Regions from separate parts of the Homo sapiens genome. Here all the other regions are linked to region 2. A link is a contact called in ENCODE Hi-C or POLR2A ChIA-PET data. All regions are on one chromosome and are shown on one strand. Each heading gives the region's core, a stretch centred on a gene start or an enhancer-like site at or near the end of the contact. The rest is flanking DNA. Distances are from core to core; before and after follow the strand shown. Region 1 holds the start of INF2 (inverted formin 2). Region 2 holds the start of GPR132 (G protein-coupled receptor 132). Region 3 holds the start of LINC02280 (long intergenic non-protein coding RNA 2280).

Region 1 (4,200 bases), core at 1,154-3,653, 380 kb after region 2:
ACAGCTTAGAAAGGGCTGTGAGAGAGGACGGCCCCTCAGGAGAGGACAGGCACCACCGGTCTGCCCTGCTCTCCTGGCCTGGTGGTTGCCAGGGTATACCGGCACTGGGCTGGGGGGCAGCTGTGTGAGCAGACCTCACCCCAGCTCAGGACCCAGGCTGTCTGGGTGCTCAGAGGCAGACCAGGCAGGACTCTCCCTCCTAGGGTGAGGCTGGCAGGAGTGGAAGCCTCTCTAACAGGGGGCCAGGTGGTTGGACCCTGCTCACCCCTCCAGCGACGGGGAGCCCGTGCCCCTGCCCTCTCTCCTTCCCACCGTTGGTAGAACTTAGTCTTTGACTTTAGGTGTCCACTAGGCCTGGGTCTGCTGTGGCCCCTGGGGACCACCCTCCAGAGACTGGCTCCTATGTGGCCTCCACCTCCCGGCCTTCCCGTCCACCATCCTGAAAACAGAGGTGGGTGTGCCTTCTCCAATGTAATGTGTCCACTGGGCCATGAACCACACACCTATCAGACACCTGCTGTTTGCAAGATGGAGGTAGGGGAGGGGCTGGCAGCAGGGAGTCAGGTCTCATTCCTGACTACAGGGAAATTTGACCTCCAGGCACCAGCAAAAAGCCAGGGGCTTGAGCTTACTTCACTGTCCCCGTCCAGAGCTGGGCCAGCTGCGTCCTGCCCCACACCCACAGGCAGCACCGCATCACTTTCCAGTCACCACCCACCCCTCCCGCAGCCTGCATGAACCGCATAACTTTTCCAACCCAGGAAGTAACTGCACTTTGATGGAAGGCGCAGAGTCTATTTCAGGTAGGAGCTTCCACGTCCCCACATGTGCGGTGTGTGTCATTCGCTTGACAGCCGTCAGCTCCTCCACAAAGTGGGCGCTCACCTGAAGGTTAACTCAGGAGCCCTGGCTGTGGAGGCTACAGTCGCACCTGGCCACTTGGTCCGTCCCCACTAGCGACATCCCCTTTGCCGGGCTGCAGGGCCCATGACAGTCCAGGGATGGGAGGGCAGGGCCTGGGCAGGGCCCACTGCACCAACCTGGCTTTTAGAACAGAAAATTGCTGCTGCCCTGGTAGGGGTGGGAGCAGTGTGAGGTCTCAGACCCCAGGCCTGGAACCCAATGCTACTATTTGCTGCACTGGGGGCTGAGCACCGACACCCCAAAAGCCCCTGGCTGGGTGGCACCCTCGGGGTCTGAGGCACTGCTCTGGGACCCCACCTTCCCAGTGCAGGGCGGCAGGGAGCAGGTCCCAGCCTGAGCTGCTGTCCCACCCTTCAGAGTGCAGATGTGGAAACTGAGGCCGGAAGAGGGCGAGTATCCTGCTCCATTCCAGTGCCAGACGGAGGGGCAGGGCTGGCAGTAAGGGAATTTCCTACGTCCAGCGCCTTCTGGGTGTGCCTGACCTCTGGCCCGGTTCCTGGGTTCCTGGTTCCCTGCCTGGGCAGGGTCTCTGCCTCTCTGCCTCCTGGTGTGTCCAGCTGGAGTGGGCAGTAATGCTGTGGTCACAGCTGAGCTGCGGGAGCCCTGGGTGGGGAGCTTGAGCCCCAGAAGGCCCAGACAGACAGACCACCCCCCACGCCTGTGCTCCCCAGGGGGCATTGGGGACGGTCAGGGACACAGCTGGTCACCCCGCCTTCCCCTCCTTAGTCATGGTCACTCCTGGGGCGACTCCCCAGTTAGAGGGTTGACGGGTGGGTCTGGGGGCGTACAGGGATTGGATCCTACCCCACCCAAAAGGAACAGAGAGCTGTGATGGAGGCTGATTCCCCTAAGCCTGCCAGCGGTTGCGGGGTGGGAAGGGCTCCCTGTGCGCCCACCTGCGCGTGGGCAGCTGGAAGCCAAGCAGTCAGGGTGGGGCCGCAGGCCGGCGCGCACCTCGGGGTGCCACCCGGGCGGCGGACCCGAAGTTGAAGTTTATTTTCCCAACTGTGGCTGATTCATGGTCAGGATGTGGCAGCCGCGAGGCGCGGAAATCCCGCCTGCCCTGGGAGTAGGCCCGGCCGACCCTGGGCCCACCACTCTGCGGCCAGTGCGCGCTCGGGCGGTGCCTCGGCGCGGAGGACCATAGTCCCGAGCGGGGCGCGCGGAGCCGGGGGGGCCAGGGGCGCCCTGGGGTCCCCGCCCGGGAACTGTACCCTGCGCCGCCGGACCGCCCGCCGCCACCTGGGCACACACGCCGCAGCCCGGAACCTCGCTCCTGGACCCAAGCACGCCCCTGCCTCCTCCCGGACTCAGTTTCCCCTGAAGCTCCAAGCGGACCCCGAGGCCAAGGACTTACCCGGTGAGGCAACGGCCAGAGGGCGGTGGTGCGGCCGGCGCTCCGTCCGGGGCCGGGTCAGGGGCTGCGGGCAGCCGGCGCCCACTGCCGCGCTCCGCAAGGCTCGGACGGTGGCTCCTGGCGGGCGCGGGGCGGGCGGGGCGGGCGGGAGGAAGAGGAGGTGCCGCCCCGCCCGTCAGCGGCCACGTGGGGAGCGAGCGCGGGCCGGGGGCGGGGCCTGGGGGGGGAGGTGGGTGGCTGGGGGTGGCCCCGCCCACTGTGGCCGGTCCCTGAGGGCGCTTTAAGGGGTCTCCCCACTCCCGTGAATAACCTGGCCGCCCCCTCGCGGTCCCTGCTGGCCTGGCTCCTGGTGGGCGGAGATGGGGGTGGGACGCGCAGATCGGGGCCGTCTCCCGCCTCAGCCCCCACTGTCCGCCCCGTCCCTGCCCTCCACCGCCTCCCGTCCACCTACACCCCTATCCTCCGGTGGGACTGGCCTCCCAGGCGCCGCTCACCTCTCTCTGCCCCGGCCCGGGACTCCCGTTCCAGCCAGCCGGATCCGGAGTCCCCGCGTTCGGGGATCCCTCAGCAGAGATGGCTCTTCCCAGGCTTTGGGGAGAGAGAGCCTACCCATCAACCAGGCCACCCATGTGGCCTCCTCTCCGCAGCCCTGCCTGACCCCCTTCCACCCTTGATGGGGTCTCGGCGGTCTTGGGCAGCCGCACTTCGCCGGTTGGTGGAGACAGCTGCATGAGGGCCGCGGAGGTGTCGCAATGGGGTGGGTTTTCTCTGCCACCCCTCTGCTGTCCGGCCTCATCTGTCTCCTAGATTGAGGGGGGCACCCATCCCCCCACCGCCGACATTGACCAGCATGGGGCGTGCCCATAGTCGGCTCTGAAAGCCAGCCTGGTTGGATGAGAGCCAGACCCCAGCTCTGGAAGTCCCTTCTGACGTCTGACCCTCAGTCAGAGCTGCAGGAAGCAGCGCACCAGGCCTGGGGTTTGGGGGCCACTGGCAGCTAGAGGGAGGGCAGAGGAAGGCAGGCCTGGGGGAGCCCCCGTGTGACATGTGACAGAGCAGACACAACCCCTGCCCTGAGAACCGGCGCCAGCACTCCCTGTGCGGCCTCAGGCTCGGATATGACTCTGTGGAGCCTCAGTTTCCCCATCTGTAAAATAGAATAAGTACCCGTAAGGGCTGTATGAGGGTCAAGAACATGCGGATAAAGTGTCTCCACTCGGAGTCCTGACATCTCTCTCCGGAGGGCCTGCTGTGTGGGCCGTGGCGGCCAGGGCTCAGGGTGAGGGCGAGGGGAGAGAAAAGGGCTCCTGAATGGCTTCCCAGCCCCGATGCAGCTTCTGCTTTGAGGCCAGCTGCGTGTCCTTTGGCTTTGGTGTGCCTCCGCTCCGGTGGGGATAAGCGCCGAATTGCAGGCTGCGTCTGTCTGCTCCCTGTGCGGACCTTGCCCTGCCCAGCAGCCCCAGCCCCGGAAGTTTGCTGGCTCAGCCCCAGTGCAGGAGCAGCTGCAGGCCACAGCCCCGGGTGTGCCTGAGGAGCCAGCCAAGGCAGGCGCTCACTGGACACCCTCCAACCTGGGCGGCCGCTGCTCCTAGACAGGCACTCTGCAATTCTTGGAATGCACCTGGAAGGCCGGCCTCCGGCCCTCCACACCGGGCTCCAGGGCCCCTTCCAGAGCAGAAGGCCTTCCTGCCCTCCCTCAAGCTGGGCTTTGGGTCTCCTGGTGCACTCCTGGACCCGAACATTGGTGCCTGCCCTGGTACCACCCCACCCTGGAGGGCACGGGCGGGGCTGACTCATCTGCGTTGGGAGCTGATGCCTGGCAGCGGTGCTGGGCAGTGGGTGTGTTTGTTGATCCAGTGAATGGAGGAATGTGAGGAGGTTGGTGGGGAGTGAGCTTTGACCTGCAGCCCCCTCCCCTG
Region 2 (3,637 bases), core at 1,031-3,530:
GGACAAATTAGCAAGCAATCACCAGCTTTGGCTTCTGCAGGGTCCAGACAGGCCAGGAGAACGGCTGGTGAACCCACCGGACAGCAGGGCGGTTTCTGGTGCACACATCGGGATGTGAAGTTGTACCCCATGTCTGCAGCTTGGACCTCACCACTGCTGTGTCTGGGCCGCAGGGAGCTGTTCTGGCACGTGACTCAGCCGTGGGATGTTCGGGTGACTTCCTGTCTGAAACCTGCTCTCCTGTTGGTGAGGGATTCTCTGGGTATGAATCGCTTTGCTGGGGTCAGAGCAGGGAGAGCCATCTCCCTGACGGGCTTCTCAGAGACAACACCCCAGGTGCCGCACAGCCCGGGGCAGCCTCCACTGGTCCCGAAGGCCCGGTGGGAATAGGCAGGGCCAGTCCACACCCCCAGGCTGTCAGTGTTTGGACTCCCAGGCTCCTGCCTGCCCTCCACCCCAGCCTGGCTTCTCCACCTGGCAGGGGCAGGGGAGCCGGTACACGGCTGCCAACCCCCCAGTTCATACCCACAGCTCCTGCCACCCAAGGGACCCAACTTTCCTTTCCCAGACCCCAGTGAAGGACCCAAAGAGAGGATTCAACTGACCTCACTTGAATCGGCTATTCCCGGACTGCCTGGCAAAGGCCAGAAGGCATGGAGGGTGACAATGGCCTGAGCCGGGTCCGCATGTCACTCCTGGACCCCTCACCGGGGGCGCAGAGGAGGCCTGGTGAACGTGACAGACCACCCAGTGGGGCGCAGGACGGGGCAGGTCCTAGGAGGCTGCTGGGGCCAGCGACAGGAACCCACAGCTGTCCCTGGCCATCACCCCCACTGGCCTGATGTGGGCTTCGTCTATTGCTGCTCCGAGGGTGGGGCTGCCCTGGCCCAAAGACCCGGGAGGCCAGTGACCCCATGAGCAGTGGCCTGTGGAGGCGTGTGTTTGCACCAGATCCCCTAGAGGATCACTGTCCCCTGGGCAAGTGTTTCTGGAAAGCCAAGGTAGGCCCTGCCCTGAGACCTGCGCCTCCCCGCCAGGGCAATGGGAAAGCCCAGCTTTCCAGGGACTCCACTGCCACCCACACAAAACCCTCTGAAATCGCTGTTCGGAGGCAGCCTCCAGCCATGCGGCCCTGCAGCAGGGGGCAGCTGTGATCCACGTGTCTGGGGGAAAGTGTAGACTGGGGGCTCGGCCTCCACCGGCCTCTCCTGGCCGTGGGTGTACCCACCCAGGATGGCGGCTTCTTCGCTCAGTGACCGTCCCTGCTGCGGTGCTGGGCAGTGTCGCTTGGAGACATTTGTGGTCCCCAGCTCCTTCCCTCAGCCCGGCCCTGTCCCCACTGCTGAAAGAGCCTGGCTTGGATGGAGCTTGGCAGGCTCGGGAGTGGGCACCAGGGTGGGTCTGTGCCCTGAAACTCAGAAGCAGCCTGGAGGTGAGTGGAGTTGTAGGTGCTGTCCACAGCCAGCTGGCTTTGTCCAAGGAAACTGGGCCCATCATGGCCGGAAGCCCCACAGTGAGGGGGACTGTCCCAGGCAACCCTGCCTGCCCACCCTCCAGTTCCCACAGGGCCCCTCACAGAGAAGCCCACCCGCAGGGCTCCTGGGCCAGGCCAGGCTTGGTTCTGGATGCAGGAGGGGTTGAGGTAGGGCTGGGGGAGGAATGTGGAGTGTGCAGTAGGCTGTTCTTCCCACACGGCCCTGCCCCATGTAGGAAGAGGGAGGCGGGGAGGGGAGGGTGCTTGTGTGCAGTGGCTGTGCCGAGCCTTCCAGGACATGCAGGTGCCATCCTGGTCCCGGGGCTGCAGTGGGCGCACTCAGCCTCTCTACTCCTGGCACCCCGGACAGGGACTCCTGGGAGGACACAGCCTCTGGGAAGTCACCCTGCTCCGTGCTTGCCTGGCCCGAGAGTGGGCAACACCAGGCCTGAGCTGCAGAGGAGCTGGATTTTGTCTTTCCAGGACCCCTCCCTGCAGCCTTTCCAGGACCCCTGTCCTGCCTTGCCTGTCTGGGGACACACGGACAGCCGCTGTGCCGCGCCAGGCCCCAGCACCTGCCTGGGAGCTCCTGAGTGAGTGGAGCCTGGCTCTGAGTGCTGCTATTGCTAAAAGAGGTAAGACTGGGGTTTCCTGCCACTCCCTCCCTCAGGAAGGTGACGAGGCCATGCTGTCATCACCAGTAAGATACCCCAGCCCGGTTGGCTAACCCCTAGCTCAGCCCTGTTTGTGGTTAGGGGAGTTCTAGACAGAACATAATTAGACCCCTGCTACTTCCTGAAACCTCAGCTAGGACTGCAGGGAGGGGTGCGAGGCTAGCCACGCAGGCGGGGCCCTGGGTAAGTCGCTGGGCTCTGCGTGCTGGGGAGTGGGCCTGGGGGGCCAGGCTCTGGGATGGGGCTGGGGGCTGGGAGCTGGAGGCGGGCAGAGGGGGATCTGAAGGCAAAGGTGATTTGTTGGTAAAGATGGAGGCTTTGTTGAGGGTTCTTAATCTGGGGTCCCTCCCGAGAGAACCCAGGACCCCCAGTGACCACAGATGTGATGGGGCCGGAGGATTTGGGGGAGAGGGACAACAGTTTCCATTGTATCTTTGTCACCGCCACCTTCCTGGAGACTTTCTTCTGGAAAAGGCTTCCCTGGCTACTGGTCCAGATGGGGGTGAGTCAGGGGGCTGGACTTTGTCCCTGGAATCTCTCCTTGGCCACTTGCTTCCGTGATTGGTCGGGGGGCACTGAAGGGCTGGGCTTCTCTCTGTGGGGCCTGTGCTGCTTGTGGGGTTACACAGAGGGAAAAGCAGGGCAGTGGGGGCTGTGCTGCGGTGAGTGGCAGTTGGCCCAGTCACGTGACAAGATCCTGGAGCTGGGCAGGTCACCGGCCTTTGGAGTGGCGTTCGGCGCACCAGGCACAGCGGGGCGGGGGGCCCAATACCTTCTGTCAAGTGCATGACGTGGGTCTGTACCACTGCAAGGGACTGGGACTGACCACTGAAGACTGGCCAGTTGGGCTGAGCACAAAATGATATTTCAGGAGATTGGCCAGGCCGAGGTGGGAGAGCAGAGGCTCCTGGAAGAAGATGAGGATAGGGGCTGGGCACGGTGGTTCATGCCTGTAATCCCAGCACTTTGGGAGGCCGAGGTGGGCGGATCACTTGAGGTCAGGAGTTTGAGACCAGCCTGACCAACATGGTGATACCCTGTCTCTACTAAAAATACAAAAATTAGCCGGGCGTGTTGGCACACGTCTGTAATCCCAGCTACTTGGGAGGCCGAGGCAGGAGAATCGCTTGAACCTGAGAGGCGGAGCTTGCAGTGAGCCGAGATCGCGCCATTGCACTCTAGCCTGGGCAACACTATCAAATTGGGAAAAATAAGAAAGTTGACAATGGGCTTTGGATGGGTGTGGTGGAGCAGGGAGGTTGGAGCTGGTGACTCCACATTTCCCTCCCTAGGGTTTGTCTCAAACGTGACGGCAGAAAAGAGGTCATAGGTTTGCCTGGTGCCAAAGCAGGTGGGAGTAAAAGACGGAAATGGCTAGGAATGGCCAGCAACCGTGAAACAGCTTAGAAATTACAGGCAATCCAGCCAGGTGCGGTGGCTTACGCCTGTAATCCCAGCACTTTGGGAGGCCAAGGCAGGTGGATCACCT
Region 3 (3,650 bases), core at 732-3,231, 400 kb after region 2:
TCAGAAAAAAACAAAAACAAAAAAGAACCCTTTAAAATGCAGGTGAGTGTCTTTTGCCCCAGCAACACCAATCCTGGGTCTTTACCTCAAGATAGCACCTTAAAGGTGCTCAAAGACCAAGCTATCAGGATATTTGTGGCCCTACTGTTTAGAATTCTGAAAGAATAACCCCAGAAGTGGTTAATTTCCAACAATACATGGATTTGTTGAACACAAATTGGCTTATGCACACAGCATAATGTGCAGTCATTTAAAATATTGTGTCAGAGTTAGTGGAAACACGGTCAGGTTTTGTCACTGACAGATGTAAGTGGCATTCACGGCGGCCTGCGTTGTGTGGTTGGCATTGCGTGTGTGTCACACGCGTGGAGGCGTCTGGACAGGTGGAAAGTACCTGCAATCACAGCAACTGGCCTCGGGCAGCGGCCGTTGGTTGTTCAGAATTCTTTCGGCTTGCCTGTATTTTCTGGTGTCTTAAAACAATGACTATGTATTTTTTTGTGGCCATGTATTTTTGAGATACAGTTTTTTTTTTTTTTTTTTTTTTTTGAGACAGAGTCTTGCTCTGTCGCCCAGGCTGGAATGCAGTGGTACAATCTTGACTCACTGCAACCTCCACCTCCCGGGTTCAAGCGATTCTCCTGCCTCAACCTCCTGAGTAGCTGGGACTACAGGTGCCTGCCACCACACCCGGCTAATTTTTGTATTTTTAGTAGAGACGGGTTTCACCATTTTGGCCAGGCTGGTCTCGAACTCCTGACCTCAAATGATCCACCCACCTTGGCCTCCCAAAGTGCTGGGATTACAGGCATGAGTCACCGCGCCTGGCCTGAGATACAGTTTACCCAGAGTAAAATGCATAGAACTAAAGTGTATGAGTTTTGACAAATAAAGAGGTCCGTGGAGCCCTCACCCAGAACAAGACTGGGGGCACTGCACCACCTCAGAGGGTCCTGGCCTTCTGTAGTCTACAGTGTATTGTGGGTAACACAAGTTAATCAGAAACGTAAATTCTCAGCTGGCAGAGAGAAGCTGTGTATAAGCCTGGGCTCTCCGATTAGATCGTTCTCACCAGGGTGCTCTGCAGCCAGGGGGTGCCGGGGAAGATGCCCTGCAGGTGCCCTCTGCCCGGCCCTGGGGGAGGAGGGAGGCCCTGCTGCAGGGGAGCTGGGAGCCACTGTGGCCGCCATGGAGGCTGCCACTCTCCCAGCTCCAGTGTCACCTCGGCGGGTGGGGGCTGGTTGTGGGGACAAAAGGCCTTTGTACTCGGGACAGCCTCAGCCCTACTGTAGGGATGGGAGGAGAGAACGGCCACATTCCGAGGTTGGGGGAGGTCACTGGACACAAGGCCTTTCTTTCTGAGCTGCTAGTGCATGTCGGCCTGGCTGGGGACCCCGCTGGGGCCTCTGTGGCCGCTGAGGGCAATTCCAACCAGCTTCATGGGCAGTGGCTGGTGGGGCTGGGGGTGACTCCTGCTCTGGGGCTAGAGAGAGGGGCTCAGTCTCGGGAAGAGGGGTAGGGGCGGTGTGTGCGACTCAGCCACCCTCTGATGCTGAGGCCTGCCACCAGCCCGGTGCCAGCCCTCGGGGACGGTGCCACGCCAGGGCCTGCGGAGTGGTGGTGGAGCTCCCTGGTGGTGGAGGGTTGCCCACATCCTTCTCCTCTTCCTTTCCCTGGTCTACACCTCCCCAAGGTGTGAAAAAGCCCAGGCCCTCTCTACAGCCTGCAGGCAGCGCCATGCCCGGGGAGGGTGCAGTTTGAGGAGGGGAGGGGCCGCCTCGGGATGTTTCCATTCAGAACTGGGACCTGTGGGCCACCAGAGAACCTAAAAGCAAACATGTCTGGCCAGCGACGGGATTAACTCTCAGACTGCAAAATCAAAACACTTCCTGTTAGTGTGAGCTCACTCAGTTATTTAGGCGAAAGCACACTGCCTTCCTGAGCTGGGAGAGTTTGTCTCTCCCCGCCCTGGGGTCCCTCCTGGATCTTCCTGCCTTGACAGCCCCACAGAAAATGCTAAGAGCCCAGGAAGGTTGTGAAGGGTGTGTGTGTGTTTGTGTGTGTGTCTGTGTGCTGTGTGTGTCTGTGTGTGTTTGTGTGTGTCTGTGTGTTTGTGTGTGTGTATGTGTGTGTCTGTGTTTGTGTGTGTTGTCTGTGTCTGTGTGTCTGTGTGTCTGTGTGTCTGTGTGTCTGTGTGTGTGTCTTGTGTCTGTGTGTTTGTGTGTGTGTCTGTGTGTTTGTGTGTCTGTGTGTTTGTGTGTGTGTTTGCATCTGTGTGTTTGTGTGTCTGTGTGTGTGTGTGTTTGTGTTTGTGTGTCTGTGTGTGTTTGTGTGTCTGTGTGTGTTTGCATCTGTGTGTGTGTGTGGGTTTGTGTGTGTCTGTGTGTTTCTGTGTGTCTGTGTGTGTGTGTCTGTGTGTGTGTGTTTGCATCTGTGTGTTTGTGTGTGTGTGGGTTTGTGTGTGTCTGTGTGTTTGTGTGTGTCTGTGTGTGTGTCTGTGTTTGTGTGTGTTTCTGTGTGTCTGTGTGTTTGTGTCGGTGTGTGTCTCTGTGTGTGTTTGTGTGTGTATGTGTATTGGGAGGACAGTGGTCCCAGCTCCTCAGGGGCATCAGGCTCTGTAGCAGGGCCCACCGTCTCGGCAGGAGGGTGCAATGGCCTCACCCACACTGTCCAGGCAGTTCTCTTGGGACCCCTTTTAGCCAGCACAGGTGCCTTCTCCCTCGGCAGGAGGGTGCGATGGTCTCACCCACACGGTCCAGGCGGGTCTCTTGGGTCTCCTTTTCCAGCACAGGTGCCTTCTCCCTAGGTAAGACATTATCCATCATGGTGGTGTTTCAGATGGCAGCGCAGGGAGTGGAGATTTTGGGGCCGCAGTCTTCCCCAGCCCAAGGTGCCCCAGGGCCTGCCCTGGGATGCGGGTTCCTGCCAGAAGTGCCTTTTGCTGCGTGGAATCATGGGGAATGTGGGGTCCTCCCCAGTCAACCTGGGGAGCCCTAGCAGGGAGGTGAAGATGGGTTTAGGGGATCATAAAAAGCAAAAACCAAACCAGATCCCAGTAGAAATCTCCGGGGGAGTTGGGGTCATCTCGAACCAAGGGGAGGGAGGAGAGGGGCTGCAGGTGGGGTGGGGGGTAGTGAGAGGGGAAGAGGGTGAAGCTCTGCTCACAGGAGTCGCCCGTTGCCCAGGCTTTGTGTGCTGGGCACACAGATGCCAGCAGGTGGAAGCTGAGCATGGAGGAGGTTCTCATCAGCTCACCCGCCCTCCTCCAAGCCCCAGGCTGGCCTGGGCTACGTAGGGAGCCCTTGGGGTCAAAAGCACATCCAACCCCTATAACCTTCCCCAAGGGCGTGGACACCTGTAGGAAGGGAGGGAGATCAATTACCTTGGTTCAGATCACAGGTTTTTTTTTTTTTTTTTTCTAAAAATCAGGAAACGGCAAAGATGTAATGACCACACTCAGGTGTAAACTCTGTAGCCGGGTTTCTAAACTAGAACCTACTGATCGTGGGATAAAAATCAGGAAACGGTGAAGATGTAATAACCACACTCAGGTGTAAACTCTGCAGCCGGATTTCTAAACTAGAAGCTACTGATCATGGGATAAAAATCAGGAAACGGTGAAGATGTAATCACCACACTCAGGTGTAAAC

The links. A loop is a pair of places that touch in the nucleus more often than their neighbours do. ChIA-PET counts read pairs that join two places held with the same protein, here RNA polymerase II (POLR2A). Pooled maps may share reads with other maps.
Region 1: a pooled map shows a loop between it and region 2 (2.7-fold over the local background). The contact joins the promoter of INF2 here to the promoter of GPR132 in region 2. A Hi-C loop is called at or near these places in 5 of 37 single-sample maps with no recorded cell type and 9 of 50 pooled maps. POLR2A ChIA-PET finds 5 or more read pairs at or near these places in 1 of 52 experiments (activated T-cell).
Region 3: a loop to region 2 is called in a map with no recorded cell type, with 6 times the contacts of the local background. The contact joins the promoter of LINC02280 here to the promoter of GPR132 in region 2. A Hi-C loop is called at or near these places in 8 of 37 single-sample maps with no recorded cell type and 10 of 50 pooled maps. POLR2A ChIA-PET finds 5 or more read pairs at or near these places in 3 of 52 experiments (CD8-positive, alpha-beta memory T cell, GM10248 and activated B cell).

What each region holds. Positions count from the first base shown.
Region 1 is chr14:104,687,821-104,692,020 of GRCh38, reverse strand. It overlaps INF2 (inverted formin 2), which reads right to left and starts at 2,403. Exons shown (of 23, transcript NM_022489.4): 1 at 2,282-2,403. RefSeq lists silencers at 1,890-1,939, 2,030-2,269, 2,290-2,379, 2,480-2,739 and enhancers at 2,432-3,421, 3,422-4,200.
Region 2 is chr14:105,064,073-105,067,709 of GRCh38, reverse strand. It overlaps GPR132 (G protein-coupled receptor 132), which reads left to right and starts at 2,280. Exons shown (of 4, transcript NM_013345.4): 1 at 2,280-2,331. RefSeq lists enhancers at 1,132-1,201, 1,412-1,581, 1,257-1,774, 3,452-3,591.
Region 3 is chr14:104,663,889-104,667,538 of GRCh38, reverse strand. LINC02280 (long intergenic non-protein coding RNA 2280) reads left to right here and starts at 1,981. Exons shown (of 2, transcript NR_135293.1): 1 at 1,981-2,806; 2 at 3,430-3,650. RefSeq lists an enhancer at 1,289-2,051.